Linked DNA regions of Mus musculus: region 2 is linked to region 1. The links are chromatin loops, found by intact Hi-C in ENCODE. Cell type or tissue: left cerebral cortex. All regions are shown on one strand. Each heading gives the region's core, and the rest is flanking DNA. Links, peaks and the distances in the headings are about the cores only. Region 1 holds the start of Cdk20 (cyclin-dependent kinase 20). Region 2 holds the start of Ctsl (cathepsin L).

Region 1 (8,327 bases), core at 207-8,206:
GGACTCTTAGAGCCTCATGTCTGGGCTACCCAGCTCCTCCTCGATTTGGGGGCGGGGCATAAATGCAAAATAACCCAAATCTCAGACCTCTGAACACCACAAACTATCTCCCTAGTCCCCCAAAATGCTGAACCCTCATACCTAGGGACCCAAGCTTCACTTTAGCTCACAACTATCTCATCCTCAATTCAGATGACAAAACATACTACATGCCTTGTACCCCAGACTACCTTACCCCATTCCCAGAAGCCTCTCACCTGAGACTAGCCTCCTAACCCTCCCCACACCAACTCAGAAACATCAGCGTGAAGAACACAGATCCAAAGCTGCTCAGACTACTCTCTAACCAGACAGAACATCCCCACAGCCCACATGACCCTCACCTGCCCCAAGTATCTCACCATAGGTCAACGCCCTGGTCATACTGCCGAGCGCCATACAGGAGTTCAGGAGCTCGGTACCACCTGGGGGAGGGGAAAAAGGGGTTGAGATCACAGCTGGATTGTGCTGGTCTGATAAGAAGCTACATCCCAGGCCCACAGCCCATGCCTGGACAGAAGGTGCAGACGTATCTCTTCCCCAGTGAGAGGGCTGGCAGGGATAGAGCCCCACTACCTGGTGGCCACCTGATGTGTGTAGAGGCGACCACCATCCGGAGAGAAGACCCGGGCCAGGCCAAAGTCAGCTATCTTGAGCTGGCCTGAGGCACTGATGAGCAGGTTAGCAGGCTTCAGGTCCTGTGCATACAAAAAAGAAGCATCAGTCCCCTGTACCTAGTCAGGGCTTCGGGACAGGGGGATAGGCAGCCAGGCCCCCATTTCCTTTAGAGCCATACCTCTGGCTGCTTACTTCAAGACCCTCTGACTGCACCCTCTTCAAGGACTAGCTCACCCCGGCCCAACAAAGCCCATACTGGTACTAACCCGATGCACAATGTTGTTGGCATGGCAAAACGCAACACCTTTGAGCAGCATCTGCAGGTAGCTCTTGACTTGTGCTGGGGCCAGGGGCCTCTGGGCATGGCGCACCACCTCTGCCAGGTCCGACAGCATAAATTCGAAAGCCAGCACAAAGCCCGCACCATGTGGGAACACAGCCTTCAGCTGCACCACCTGAGGACAGACATCCCATAAGCCTCCAGAGTCTAGACTGGCCTCCAGCCCTCCTTGGCTCCCACCCCGCTACCAGCAGCACCAATAGCCCAGGCCCTGACAGAAGACCTGGCTAGGCTGAAACAGGGACCAGGGAGCTCAGGGCTCATAGTGCTCTGCTATCCAGAGATAAGATGGCCTCTACTCTCCCACTAATTAGGGAAAAGATCAGGTGACTTAGTGGACAGCAGCAAGCATTCCACTGCTCAACCCATCCTATCCACATGGCACATCACCTAGAGAGGTACACTCAAGTACCAACTGTCACCCATTACCTCTAGGACCAGGAAATCCCAGCAACCTGGGAACAGAACCAGAAATCGCATCTCCCCCAGTGTTGGAACAATGAAGGCACATCAGACACCATAGTTGCCGATATCTTAAGGCCCAGGTTGCACAGGGCAGTGAGCTAGGATGCAAGGACTTGAGGAGCTTAGAAAACAGGGAATAAATGGAAGGTATAGGACTAGAAGGCGGTGGGACTGTGAGAGAGCAAAGGAAGTGTGTATACTTTATTTAGAAGGGGTTTGGTCACCGGGCAGTTGGTGGCGCATGCCTTTAATCCCAGCACTTGGGAGGCAGAGGCAGGCGGATTTCTGAGTTCAAGGCCAGCCTGGTCTACAGACTGAGTTCCAGGACAGCCAGAGCTATGCAGAGAAACCCTGTCTCAAAAAACTAAAAAAAAAAAAAAAAAAAAAAAAAAAAAAAAAAAAAAGAAGGAGTTTGGTCAGAGGTAGGTCTGGGGAGGAGGTCTGAGCATGGAAAACAGAAACAAAAAAGTACAAGGGCCAAAGACTAGCAGAGATGGCTAGAGGGACAAGAAGTAAGTGTCTTTTTGGAAAGGACTTGAACTCACCATGTAGAAGAAGATGACCTAATACTCTGCATCCTTCTGCCTCCACTCCCTAAGTGCTGGGATTACAGGTGTGAACCACAAAGTCCAGCTGAATAGTAGTACATCCTTTAGGGGATGAACATGTCTATTCTGTCCCGTGCTCCTGCAACCTATATGGATGCTAGTTCCTGAAGGGATGCCTAAGAAGAGGTAGCTAGTGAAGAAGATAGAAAGACTGGGGACAAATCTACTCCATGTTTTTTGCATGCATCTGTGTGTTTGGATGTACCCATGGCTGAAGTCATGGGTCTTCTCTCCTTTTTTTTAAAGATTTATTTATTTATTATATGTAAGTACATTGTAGCTGTCCTCAGATACTCCAGAAGAGGGCATCAGATTTCGTTATGGATGGTTGTGAGCCACCATGTGGTTGCTGGGATTTGAACTCGGGACCTTCGGAAGAGCAGTTGGTGCTCTTAACCACTGAGCCATCTGGTCAGCCCTGAGTCTTCTCTTTAATTGCTCTCTACATTATGTGTCGAGGCAATGTATTCCTATTGAATTCAGAGCCTTCCCAATACACTAATCTGACTAACCAGCTTGCTCCAGGGGTCTCCTGTCCAGTACCTTATAAGTACTGGACTCACAGGTGGAGTATCGCACCCACCTGACATTCACCTGGATTAACAGTTCCCACCAAGCCATTTCCCCATCCCCTAGTTTTTTGGTTTTTGTTTGGTTTTGTTTTTGTTTTTTTTTTAATGAAAACTTGGGACTAGAGAGACAGTTCAATGGTTAAGAGTACTTGACGCTCCTGGAGAGGACCCAGATTTGGTTCCCAGCATCCACATAGTGGCTCACAACCATCCGTCTCCAGTTCCAGGGAATATGATGCCCTCTTCTGGCCTCAATGGGCACAAGGCACACACACAGTACACACACATAAACACATGCAAAATGTTCCTACGCATAAAGTTAAATATAAATTAATTAACCAGGTAAAATGGCAACGTCAGGACGGCTGTCAATCATCAGCATCCTTATGGGTCTTGAACCACCTGTCCCACACATAAGCTGCCTGGAAAGCCCTTTTATTTTCAACAACAACAAAAAGGAACCACCTTAGTGAAGGTTTTATTTTGGCAGTAAACCAGCATTGGAACAAATAAAAATACACACCTACATTCAGACAGTACACATGTTACACACAGTACACATATATAAACACATATCTCATGTTATAAAGATGAGGTATGAACACATATCTCATCTGCAGTAAATTTTGAGGCACACACCACTACACTTCACAATACAGGAGCACACAAACTGATTCCATCACACATAAGCTCTCAGGAATCAGACTGAGACCAATTCCTCAGTGTCACTAGTGCTGTGTACAGGCCAGAATTTTTAGGAGGCCCCAGGGGCATTCTGGCAGTGTCACTCAGCTGCAGACCCATGAGCTGATGATAAAAGCCAAGCATTCCCCTGTGCTTAACAAAGACCCTGAAGAGAAAGAAAGAAAGAAAGAAAGAAAGAAAGAAAGAAAGAAAGAAAGAAAGAAAGAAAGAAAGAAAGAAAGAAAGAAAGAAAGAAAGAAAGAAAGAGGGAGAGAGAGAGAAAGAGAGAGAAAGAGAAAGGAAGGAAGAAAGGAAGAAAGAAAGAGAGAAAAGCAGGGTGAACGGAGGGTGACCACACATGAAAGTCTTTAAGATATCCTTCAGAACAAAGTAGGGGCTCAACGGGTGCAAACTGCTGAGAAGTCAGCATGGTTAGGGGCATAATTTAATGGCCCAGCACCTGTCTAGCATAAGGAAGGTGGGAGAGCAGGTATAGGAAGGAAAGGAGAAAACAAAAAGAAACACACACAATAGTTAAAGGGGGGGGGATGCATAAACATATGAGCAATGGGTGTGTAAATGAGAGAGAATGGGAGGGTTAAGTACTCAGGTGAGAGTGGATCTGGGAGCATAAATAAGGAGTAAGCAGGAGGGGGCAGAATGGGGATTAGAAAGGACTCCTTTAAAGTGTATACTGGTGAGTAGAGAGGGATGGAAATGAATGAAAGTGGTCGAGAAGCTGCTGTCTTGGAACCTGCCACCGGTCTTGTTCACCCGAGCCCTGCATGACCACCTGAGCCCAGCCCCACTCACATATTGACTGTCCTCTATCTCCTGCAGAGCCTTGATTTCTCTGAGGGCCTGGTTAGGAATACCATCCTCCAGCCGCCGCAAGGCCACCTTCTTGAGGGCAACGATCTCGCCAGTCTGTGCAGGAAAGAGTGCCGACACTGCCAGAGACCTTTGGCAAGGTAGGGGCAGGGAGAGAACACCCCAGGAGCGAGACACCCCACAGAGACCCGCCCCTAAGTCGGGAAGATCTGAACCGACCGCCAGGGGTCGCGCTCCCGCAGTCCGGCCGCTGGAAGCGGGATCGCCACAGATGGGACCCCGCCAAGTATCCTAAAGAGACCTCTGAGGCGCGCCCGCGCGCGCTAGCAGATCTCTACACGGAAAGACTGCAGAGGGAGCGCAGTGGGCATCCCTCGGACTGCACGTGCGGCATGGTCTCACCTCTACGTGCTTGGCTTTGAAGACGATGCCGTGGGCGCCCTCCCCGATGCGACCGAGGATGCAATACTGGTCCATGTCGGCCCGCGGTGCCCAGATCCTACTCTACAGGGATCCAGCATAGGCTCCTGCAAGCGTTGCCTAGCAATAACGCGTCTAGCAGCTGCTCCGTAAAGCACGTGACCGGAAAGACCAGTGCTGAGCTCAGTCAGGAATCTGCATCCCCTCTAGGCAGCACCTTTCCGCAGCCTTCGGCAGTCACTCTATCGTAATCTAACGCTCCAGGACGTGGCCATAGCACCACGTGACAAGAAACGCTGGTGCGTGGGGCTGAGAGGGGCAGGGCTACGCATGTAAAGGGTGTGTTCATTCGCCCAGAGGCGGAGCCTCTGGTAGGGAGGTGGATCTGGTGGAAGACTTCCAGAAACCAGCAAGAGTATCAGGTGGCAGGCACTCACTCAGCCGCTCTCTACATTTAGGCCTCTTTGTAACTGACGCAAATCATTGTTGCAGACAAGCACAGAGCTGAGTCGTGGAGTGTCTTAGTTAGGATTTTACTGCTGTGAACAGACACCATGACCAAAGTAACTCTTATAAGGACAGCATTTAATTGGGACTGGCTTACATGTTCAAAAATTCATCCTTTGTTATCAAAGGAGGGAGCATGGAGCATCCAGGCAGGTATGTTGCAGGAGGAGCATATTCAACTGCAGGCTGCTCGGAGAAGACTCGCTTCCAGACAGCAAGAGTATTAAAACCCACTTCCACAGTGATACACCTACTCTAATAAGACCACACCTGCTAATAGTGCCACTTCCTAGCCCAAGCATATACAAACCATCACATGGAGAATCACTTGGGTCTTTGGTCCCCAAAGGGCATCATGAATCCAAGTACCTTTTTTAAAAAGCTTACTAGCACTGACGATAAAGCTCCTTTGGTGAGGTGCTTGCCTAGAGTGAACAAAAGCCTTTGGTTCGACTCCCTGTACCACCTATGTTGGTTGCTCTAAATCACATCTGCCGTCCCAGTACTTGACAGGGTCTTATTAATCTACACAGTGCGATGCATCCTGCTTAATAAGAGACCTTATCTCAAAATAGAGAGAGGTGTCCACAAGTATATGAGATGACGACCAGCACCCCTACTAATTAGGAAAAATGAAATCAAACCACAATAAGATATCTTACACCCTTTAGGATGATTACTATCAGGAACGTAGATGATAAACCTGATACAGTTGTTCTGACTATAACTCTTGTATCCAGCAGGCCAAGACGAAGAGAATCTCAAGTACGAAGCCAGTATGGACAAGGTTACCTGCTAACATGGTAAAGCTGTGGAGAAATCAAGACAGAAGAGAGGGGAGAAGAACCTACACTAACGTGGGAAGGCAAGGATGCCAAGAAATTACCACTTTTGTGTGCGTTTGTTAAAAAGTGTTTCAGGGGTGGTTGCTCACTCCCTACAATCCCAATACTAGAGAGACTAGGAGTTGCAGGAGGATTGCCTCAGGTTCCAGGCCAGCCTGAGCTACAGTGTGAGACTTTCTCAAACCCAAAAGAAACGAAACTTTTAAATAGAATATGAAACTAGCCAGGCTCTATGGACTGGCTGTGGGACCCTCTTCTCAGGGAATGAGATAAGTGAAAGTTTTTGCCATACCTGTGGCACACACTACGCCTAGGTTTAAATCAGAAAAAGGAAATCCAAGTGTGGACTAGGGGGTAGAGGGAGCGTGAGGGGGCAGAAGCCCAGGAATTTGAGCTTATCCTTGATTGTATGCTGAGTGTAGCTTTCATTGGCTAATTACCTCTGAATTAAGGAGATTGTAGCATTGATATCCAAAACTAATACACTGGGGTTTTGTTTGTTTGTTTGTTTATTGTTTGAGACAGGGGCCACACAGTATTACTCTAGCTGACCTGAAACTCACTCTGTAAACCAGGCTGGCCTCAAACTCACAGATGTCCACCTGCCTTTGACTCCCAAGTCCTGGGATTAGACAAGACTATTCTCTTTGAAAAGTTTGTCTCACCCAATATTGTGAGTTCCAGACCTTTGCTGAAGCCTTTCCGCTTTCCAAAGGGACATTGGCCCACTTGCCTTGCCCTTCTTCTCAATTCCCTCTGCCTTGCTAAAAAAAAAAAAAAAGTTAAATTACATTCCTAAAGCAAGCCACCAAGGTCTGGTTCCTTCTTGGCCAATTCTTCCTCCTGAGGCTGCTACCAGTGTCCAGCTATCAAAGTATTAAAGTCGGGAATTAAAAGCCCCCTTTGGCTCACCTAATTAACATGTCCAATTAAAATTAAACACCCCATCCTAATATGGGTTTTTCCCTTTACCTTTATAAACCACCATTTGCCTATGGGCCATGTCTGTCTTTTCTCTATCCAAAAGCAGTCCTTTGTCATCCTGGGACAAATATACTTGCCTCCTCTCCCCCTCTTCTCCTTCGTCCTCTATCTCCTGTCTTTGTCTCTTATCCCCTGCCCTCTGGGGTAAATAAATCTTCGTGTTAAGAATTTGGGGTCCTGAGGCAATAACTTCCCTTTCACTGTCAACGGATGTCAGTATCGTGAGCTGAATATGTATAAAGTTCTAAAAGAGTTTTTAAAGGGAAAGAAAAACTTCTTATACTTAAAAACAGAAAGCATCATCAGCCCCCTTCCAGGTAGTGCAGCCTGTGATTTCAGCACTTTGGGATGCTGAAAGGCAGAAAGATCATGAGTTCAAAACCAGCCTGTACTACAGAGTTCAATGTCTCAGTAGCTGAGAGAATTCTAAGAAAGAAGGGAAATCAGTTTTCTCCAGGGAGAAGTCCCCTAATAGGCTATCCAGTCCAATTGGTCACTCCTATACATATAAGCAAAACTAAATGAGTTTGTGTGTGTGTGTGCGTGTGCGCACGCTCATGTACATATGTGTATATGTGTAACAATAATAATTAAAGAAGAGGTCATGAATTTAAGAGGGAGTAAGAGGAGACAGAAGAAATTGGAGATGAAATGATGTAAATACAGTACTCATTGTATGAAACTGTCAAAAAAACAAACAAAAAATACATTTAATTAAAAGAAGAAAAAAAAAAGTACTGTCCTGACTGGCAGTAGAGATCAGAGAAAGGCAAGGTGTTCTGCTGACACCTAGTGTCTGAAGCATGGAAGGCCTAAGCAGACAGAACTCAGAACAGCGTTTATCACCTGCCTGTTCCTTAGTCATTCTGCTTTGTTTCTTTATATGAGAGAGAGAGAGAGAAAAACACAGAGAGAGAAACACAGAGAGAGAAAAACACAGAGAGATAAACAGAGAGAAAAACAGAGAGAGAAACAGAGAGAGAGAAACAGAGAGAGACAGAGAATGAGAGACAGAGAGAAACAGAGACAGAGACAGAGAATGAGAGAGACAGACAGAGAGAGAGACAGAGAATGAGAGAGACAGACAGACAGAGAGAGACAGAGAGAGAGAGAGAGAGAGAGAGAGAGAGAGAAGGATCCAGTGAGACGGCTCAGCAGGTAAAGGTGAGTGCCACCAAACCTGTCAACCTGAGTTCCATCCCCAGGCCCACATGATAGAAGGAGAGATTGAATCCTTCAAGCTGATCTCTGACCTCCACACATGTGCTATGGTGTGAGCCAACATCGATGAATACATAAGTTAAAATGTAATAAAAAAATTAAAGAAGCAATTTGTAATCAGTATTTATTGTTTCTTTGAAAGTAAGTGAAATTATCCTCCAGGGGTGGTGGTGCCTTAAATCCCAGCACTCAG
Region 2 (8,327 bases), core at 99-8,098, 65 kb after region 1:
AGAGATCTGCTTGGCTTGACCTCGAGAGTGCTCGAATTTAAGCATCTGCCACCAGGCCCAGTATGAATATGCTTTTTAAAGTTTTTTTGGGGTTTTTTTGTTTGTTTGGTTGGTTGGTTTTTTTTCGAGACAGGGTTTCTCTGTGTAGCCCTGGCTGTCCTGTAACTCACTCTGTAGACCAGGCTGGCCTCGAACTCAGAAAATCGCCTGCCTCTGCCTCCCAAGTGCTGGGATTAAAGGCGTGCACCACCACGCCTCTTAAGACACTTTTTAAAAACTCATGTTGCAGCTAGGTATGGTGATGCACACCTTTAATCTCAGCACTAGGGAGGCAGAAACAGATTTATTTGAGTTCCAGGACAGCCCAGTCTACAAAGGGAGTTCCAGGACAGCCAGGAAATCAAAAATCCTGTCTCAAAAAACAACCACAACAACAAAAGCCTCATTTTCGGGGAGGTGTACATGTGCCAACAGCACATACAAAAGTCAGAGAACAACTTTTGGCTCTCTTCTTTCACCATATAGATCTCTGAGATTGAACTTAGGCTTGGGTTCAGGCAACTCTTTAACACTAAGCAATCTCACCAAGCCCTGAACGTGATCTTTTAAATCACTTTTAAAAAAATACTTCTTTTAGGGCCAGGAGGTAGTGGCGCACTCCTTTAATCCCAGTACTTGGGAGGCAGAGGCTGGCGGATCTCTGTGAGTTTTGAGGACAGCCTCATCTATAGAGCAAATTCCAGGACAGCCAAGGCTACACTGAAAACCCTGTCTCAGAAAATATTTTAAATACTATTATAAAAGACATTACAAGTCAGGCAGTAGTGGCGCACGCCTTTAATCCCAGCACTTGGAAGGCAGAGACAGGCGGGTTTCTGAGTTCGAGGCCAGCCTGGTCTACAGAGTGAGTTCCAGGACAGCCAGGGCTACACAGAGAAACCCTGTCTCAAAAACAAAAACAACAACAAAAACAAAACAAAAAAAAAGACAATACAAATTTTTAAAAATCACATACTGAAATTAACCAAACTCAAATATTATAAAGCTTCTAAACAGAATAGCCAATAAAAAAAATCTTATATGGCTAAAAAAAAATTACACTTTACCGAATTATTTTCTTTCAATCTTACCTATACCTGTATATATATTTTTTCTCTATCCAAGTAATTTCTTCAAGCTACACAACTACAGCCTTCTATTAAATATTACTCTTCTTGAGTGAGGAAGAGGAAACTAAAGCGGATAGCTCGGAGATAGCTTTAATCCCGGCTCTTGAGAGGCAAAACCAGGATGCCTGTGATTGCCTGGTCTACATTATTAAACCCTATAACCCCTATCTCAAACACATACTTATATCTTTTCCAGCGAATTTATCAAATTCCAGAAGTGGCGCATGCCTTTAATCCCAAAACTTGGGAGGCAGAGGCAGGCGGTTCTGAGTTCGAGGCCAGCCTTGGTCTCCAGAGTGAGTTCCAGGACAGCCAGGGCTACACAGAGAAACCCCGTCTCGAAAAGACAAAAAAAAAAAAAAAAAGGAAAAAGAAAGAAAAAAATTGAAAGTAAGAAAAACAATTCATAATGTAAAGTAGGAAAACAGTCTCCATCGTTCTCAACCGCTTTTTTTCTTTTCTTTTCTAGCCACCATCCTACAACCCCACCCCCACCGCCGCGTCCCCGCCTGCCACGAAAAGAATTTCTACCAGACTTGAGAGAAATGCTCCTAAGGAACAATCCATGTATAGGTAAGGCAGGAAGTGCGGCGTTAGAAGCCACGTGCTGATCTAAATTCTATGGACACCCGTCCAGCCAGACCCTGGAGAGGTGACTCTGTCCTCCGCTCTGTCTTCTTCCACTTACATCAGCATTGTTGTGGGTTAAACAGAAACCACGGGTTATGCAACTCTCCACCCTGCACATTTTAATCTACAACTTTCATACAAAAGGAAAGGTATGGCTGAGGTGGAAATTCCACAGCAGGCCTTTTTTTTCCTACGCTTTTCTTACAGAACCAAGGCACCACGCTGGCGTGGACCCTCCAAAGTGGATCAGCCTCGCCCCAAGGCTTGCACCACAGGACAGGTTACGACCCGGCGGCGTCACGCGCCCGGACTCCCGCAGGCTCCGCCCCGAGGCAGGCATAGCCAATGACGGGGCGGGGGCGGGCCCTGTCGGGGCTGTAGCCTGAGAGGCTTTAAAGCCTGAGCCCGGCGCTGTTCCTCCAGATTCTCGGACCTCGGCGACCTCCGGGGATCCGAGTTTGCAGACTTCTTGTGCGCAGCTAGCCGCCTCAGGTGAGTGACCCCCGCGGGTTTAAAGGCTTCCCGAGCAAGGGCAGGTAGGGGAATCTAGAATGTGGGAACCATAGCATCTGCAACCCGGACTGGAGACCCCCGGATGGGCCAGGATCTCGAGGATGTGTCCTCGGCCTCCCCGAAGTGATAGGCCCTTGTTGTCGAGCGGGGTCTTCATCAGGTCATGTGACTCCGGGCTGCCGGGACCCGTAGGGACAGCGGGACCCCCTCAAGCTGGTCACGGGACCCAGGGCTCCTTGTGCCGCCATAACATTCGCGGGCGGTGGCCGCGAGCGCGGAGCGGACGCCCATCCCCCTCTCCCCCGGACGGGCCCAGCTTGGCCCCTAACCCGAACTGAGATCGCATAAGGAGGCATCGCCTTGAGGCTTCAGTTCGCCTGATGTGCAGCTGTGCGTTAAAGTGTGTGGTGGCAACCCACCCTCTGGGTACTCCTGTATGCCCACTTGGGGTCACTAATACTTGTCAATAAATGACCTGGACCCAGTTGTCCTCTTAAGATTCTGACGCATACAATATCGGAAGACTTAAGACTACCGTGGCGCTATAATAAGAGAAAGTGGGGGGGGGGCTGTCGAGATGGTTCAGCGGGTAAGAGCACTGACCGCTCTTTCAAAGGTCCTGAGTGCAAATCTCAGCAACCACATGGTGGCTCACAACCACCCATAATGAGATCTGACACCCTCTTCTGTGCGTCTAAAGTCAGCTACAGTGTACTTATGTATAATAATAAATCCTTAAAAAAAAAAAAGCAAGAGAAAAGGGTTTACCCCTGTTCCAATGACTACTAGGCTGTTTTTGTTTCAGTAGCTAGAGTCTAGGAACCTCCAAAGATTAATTCCTGACTTGTTTTTCTCCACTCATAATCACATTTGTTAACACGTGCAAGGATGCTTCAACTCAGAACGGTTTACTGCTGGGCTGGTGGCTCATGGATCCCTAAACTTGAGAGATGGGTCATTGAAAAAGTTTAAAGCCTAAACTACATGAGAAACTGTCCTTAAAAGAGAAAGCTTCCGTGGGATTCTCATTTCCTCTTTTTCCTTCCCTAGGTGTTTGAACCATGAATCTTTTACTCCTTTTGGCTGTCCTCTGCTTGGGAACAGCCTTAGCTACTCCAAAATTTGATCAAACCTTTAGTGCAGAGTGGCACCAGTGGAAGTCCACACACAGAAGACTGTATGGCACGGTTTGTAGTGTTTACATTGTCTAGAGAGAATGGTCTTCCTTGCCCTTGGAAGTGTTTGTTTGGTTGGTTGGGTTTTGTTTTTGTTTTTCCAAGTCAGTGCTTCTCTGTGTGTCCCTGGCTGTCCTGGAACTTGTTCTGTGGACCAGGCTGTGAACTCAGTGCTAGGATTTAAGTCATGTGCCACCACTGCCCACCTCTTTCTCCCCCCACAACCCCCCTCTCTAACCCTCAGAAGTTTATAGCCAGAGAGTAGTCTCTAGAGGCCAGCTCTTAGCAGGAATAGCCCAATCATACATCCATTGTGAGCAGAGTAGAGCACATACATCCCTTTGTGTGTTTTCGGGAGGAGTGGTGCCTTTCAGAGTGTGTAGCTGTTCCTGTTCCAGTAGATCCATTTGGTCAGATGGATTGGTTTTTTTATTTAAGATTTAGTTAGTGAGATATATGTCACTCGTGATATATACCACACTTATGTCTGGGTATTGTGTACATTCTGGAACTAGTTAGAAAGTACCATATGGCCGGGCAGTGGTGGCACACTTGGGAGGCAGGGGCAGGCAGATTTCTGAGTTTGAGGCCAGCCTGAGCTATACAGAAAAGAAACCCTGTCTCAAAAAAAGTAACATATGTGAGTGCTGAGAATTAAACCTGAGTCTTCCACAAATGGTCTTAAACACAGCCATCTCTCCAGCACCATCTCTGCCTCTGGAATTAAAAGCCTGTGCCAACATCTGGCTCCCCCTGTCTATTAACAAAAAATGAAAACTGCCAGTTCTGTGCTTGCTCTAGAATGAGGAAGAGTGGAGGAGAGCGATATGGGAGAAGAACATGAGAATGATCCAGCTACACAACGGGGAATACAGCAACGGGCAGCACGGCTTTTCCATGGAGATGAACGCCTTCGGTGACATGGTGAGTGGGGACATGATGCGAACTCTTGAACTCTTGAGCCCTCTCCTCCATTTTCTTTCTACAAAGTTATCTCACCTTTTCTACTTTTTTTTTTCTCCCTTCCCGGAAGACCAATGAGGAATTCAGGCAGGTGGTGAATGGCTACCGCCACCAGAAGCACAAGAAGGGGAGGCTTTTTCAGGAACCGCTGATGCTTAAGATCCCCAAGTCTGTGGACTGGAGAGAAAAGGGTTGTGTGACTCCTGTGAAGAACCAGGTATGAGGGCTGGGAGAAGTCTTGAGTTTGATCCCCAGGGTCCACACTTGGAAGAGACTCGAGGTGGGGGAGGGGCGGGAGTGCAGCATCACTAAAGATAATGATTTGATTACCCTCCCCCAGCAGCCATCAACTGGTAGTAACTCCTGAGAGGAGCCAGGCCCCATGAGACTCTGTCCTCTGTGCTTTAGCCTTGACCACAGTGTTTTGTTTTGTCTGCTCTTTTGGATCCTGAATGAGACAGGATCTCACAATACTAGCCCAGCCCAGCCCAGCCTGGCCTCAAACCCAGGATCCTCTTGCCTTAATCTCTCTAGTGGATTGCAGGCATACATTGCCCTACCCAGATTCCTGTCTTACTGTTTTTTTGTTTTGTTTTGTTTTGTTTTTTTCGAGACAGGGTTTCTCTGTATAGCCCTGGCTGTCCTGGAGCTCACTTTGTAGACCAGGCTAGCCTCGAACTCAGAAATCCGCCTGCCTCTGCCTCCCAAAGTGCTGGGATTAAAGGTGTGCGCCACCACGCCCGGCTTGTTTTTTTTTTTTAAGTATGAATATATCTGGGGGTGGGGAGAGATGTGGCACACACTTTTAATCCCATCACTTGGGAGGCAGAGGCAGGAGGATCTCTGAGTTCAAGGCTATACTGTCTACAGGGCGATTTCTAGGCCATCCAGGGCTACATAGAGACCTTGTTTCAAACAAACAAAAAGTGTGCATGTATAAAGGCTGTTGTGCTGTTTCTCTTACAAGCCTTTTTCTCTCTTCAGGGCCAGTGCGGGTCTTGTTGGGCGTTTAGCGCATCGGGTTGCCTAGAAGGACAGATGTTCCTTAAGACCGGCAAACTGATCTCACTGAGTGAACAGAACCTTGTGGACTGTTCTCACGCTCAAGGCAATCAGGGCTGTAACGGAGGCCTGATGGATTTTGCTTTCCAGTACATTAAGGAAAATGGAGGTCTGGACTCGGAGGAGTCTTACCCCTATGAAGCGAAGGTAATTGGTTTGTTTTATCCTGGCTTTGTTTTCAGAAAAGGAAGCATTACCAGATGTGGTTTTCAGAGTTCATACTTTAGTGGGTAACTCACAGCATTCTAGTTCAAGGGATGGTTTCTGAGTATTGGCCTCACACGGCGTGAGCTGCAAGTCACTGTTTTGTTTCTAGAGCTCATGTTCTAAGAGGTAAACAGTTGTGATCAAGTCTCCCCCTTAACTTTCAAAGGACGGATCTTGTAAATACAGAGCCGAGTTCGCTGTGGCTAATGACACAGGGTTCGTGGATATCCCTCAGCAAGAGAAAGCCCTCATGAAGGCTGTGGCGACTGTGGGGCCTATTTCTGTTGCTATGGACGCAAGCCATCCGTCTCTCCAGTTCTATAGTTCAGGTAATGGTCAGAATTAGCACCTCCCTGACTTTGGCGATTTATGTTGGGGGAGGGGTGCGTGCAGATGCCCTTGGGAGTCCTGAAGCATCAGACCCCCTGGTGCTGGACTGAGGTAGTTGTATGCCATCTGTCTAATATGGGTTCTGGAACCAAACTCAGGTTCCCTGTAAGAGCAGGGAATGCACTTAACTGCTGAGACCGCTCTCTCCAGCACCCTCTGCTTTTCAGTGTTTTAATGCATTGGGGGTGGGGGGAGATGATTAGAGGACAACTTGCAGGAGTCATTTCTTCCCGGTGTGTGTGGCTTCCAGAATCAGACCCTGAGCCTTGTTAACAAGTTCCTTTCCCTGTTGAGCCATCTCACCATCTGAAATATTTCTTTTACTATTGTGACTTACTCTATAGATAGAACATAGTTTACATAAATCTTCTCCAACATATGGATTTTTTTCCAAGAGATTTTTTTTTTATTGCTATAATTAGGGCCTTAAAGAACCTGTGGTTCAGCTGTAAGGCTGAAGGGGGAGGGAGGGAAAGAGGGAGAGAGCTTTTCTGTCTATAAACTTTTTCTTTAGATTTAAGAGTAGCAAGGATTATGGTTATTAATCTGGCTAGAAAATGGATCCTACCATTATAGGCTTTAAAACAATAGAATATTTTTTTAATTGAGGGGAGTGGGGATGTAGCTCAGGTAGTTTTTCCCCAGCATTCTTTAAACCCTGGTTCAGTCTTGGCACTACATAAACCAGGCATGGTATTCATTCCTGTAATCCCAACACTTAGGAGGCAGAGACAGGAGGGTCAGGAGTTTACCCCATCCTTGGCTACATAGCAGGTTGGGAGAGGAGCTTGGACTACAGAAAACTCCATCTTAAATATTGTGATAGGATTTCACTGTCACCTTGCCTAGCCTGGAACTCTGTGTATGGCAGGCTGGCCTTGAACTCAAAGAGAGCTGTCTCCTCCTGAGTTCTGAGAATGAGTCATGTACCACCACACCCAGCATAGTCACTACTGGTTTTTGACTATTATCTTCACAGCTTGGGATCTGTGAAGCTACAGAATTTTGAGATACAGTCCTGTTGTGGGGGATAGAATGGGCTTCTGTCCTGTGGTGACAGCAACCTCTTATTTAGTGTTCATTTTTCTCTGCCAGGCATCTACTATGAACCCAACTGTAGCAGCAAGAACCTCGACCATGGGGTTCTGTTGGTGGGCTATGGCTATGAAGGAACAGATTCAAATAAGAATAAATATTGGCTTGTCAAGAACAGGTAAGAGACTCTAAATGTTATACTTTAATTGAAAAGAGTATTCATTGGGGGGAATCAATATGTAGATGCAAGTCCACAGATGTTTAAGTTTTAAAATCCTGGAAGCTGTTCTCAGTCAGCGTGAAAGCCCTGCATTTAAGATTCTAAAGTAAGCTTGTTGGGGAGACCTACATGTATATGTAATGGTGAATTTCCAAACTTGGCTCCAAAATTTCAGTAAGGCTGTATGATTTCAGCATGCTCTTTTTTTTTCTCTAGTTTTCAACAAGGAATAACCAGCAGAAAGTACAGCTTGTGTGCCTCCCTGCATTATCTGCATTTTGTTGTCATATCTCAGAACCTTTTAAAGCCTGTCAGGATTAATTTTCACAACTATCTTTCATTGAGATGTAATGGGAAGTGGAAACATACTCTTCTATTAAGCTCCCTAGTTTGCCTCATTTTCCTCTTAAAAGAGGGAGCTAAGTCTATAGCATAGTTGGCAAAGTGCTTGCCTACAATGCACAAAACTCTGGGTTCAATTCCCAGCACGGCATACAACCTGGCATGGTTATCCCAACACTGGCCTTAGTGTCATGCTTTTAGAAAATTGGTGGCATTAACCTTGGTTACACACAACCCTGTCTCAAAATAAGTGAGGGGCTTGGGCAATGACTCGGTGGATAAGGTACTTGCCACTCAGTCATGAGGACCTATATATGCTTGGATTCCTACCACTCACATATGGGCTGCATAACACAACTGTAACCCCAGTTCTGGGCACTAGGGGGCTGTGAGCTCCAGGTTCAGTGAGCCACCCCTATATCAAAAAAAGTAAGAGCGTGATAGAGGAGGGTAGCAGTGTCTGCCTCCTGCTTCCATGCAGTTGAATGAGTTGAAGACCCACAGGAATGAGTGCCTCTATATATTCTATGTTTAGATCTTAGAACCCTCAGAGGTAAGTGCACTCCTATTTTTTAAGTATAAACTATTAATTCTCTCATATCTCCTTGGATCTCTTTCAGC

The links. Peaks named below come from ENCODE experiments on the same cell type or tissue, not always from the same donor. Only the 100,000 strongest peaks of a DNase experiment are listed, where the experiment ranks them.
Region 2: a loop joins it to region 1, with 8 times the contacts of the local background. A loop is called at or near these places in 20 of 42 quality-filtered maps.

What each region holds. Positions count from the first base shown.
Region 1 is chr13:64,428,903-64,437,229 of GRCm38, reverse strand. Cdk20 (cyclin-dependent kinase 20) reads right to left here and starts at 4,677. Exons shown (of 8, transcript NM_053180.2): 1 at 4,560-4,677; 2 at 4,140-4,253; 3 at 924-1,112; 4 at 616-737; 5 at 402-464. The coding sequence starts at 4,634. It overlaps 1700015C15Rik (a long non-coding RNA gene), which reads left to right and starts at 4,794. Exons shown (of 3, transcript XR_873594.1): 1 at 4,794-4,876; 2 at 5,825-5,979. In left cerebral cortex, for the core only: CTCF peaks have their summits at 4,393 (motif pointing right) and 7,699 (motif pointing left); DNase peaks (open chromatin) are centred at 4,807 and 7,703; H3K4me3 peaks cover 1,432 bases; H3K27ac peaks cover 1,050 bases.
Region 2 is chr13:64,364,200-64,372,526 of GRCm38, reverse strand. Ctsl (cathepsin L) reads left to right here and starts at 2,007. Exons shown (of 8, transcript NM_009984.4): 1 at 2,007-2,291; 2 at 3,363-3,499; 3 at 4,289-4,411; 4 at 4,521-4,667; 5 at 5,435-5,659; 6 at 5,886-6,048; 7 at 7,205-7,322; 8 at 8,327. The coding sequence starts at 3,374. In left cerebral cortex, for the core only: no CTCF peak of the experiment used is centred there; DNase peaks (open chromatin) are centred at 2,107, 3,249 and 8,084; H3K4me3 peaks cover 2,263 bases; H3K27ac peaks cover 1,272 bases.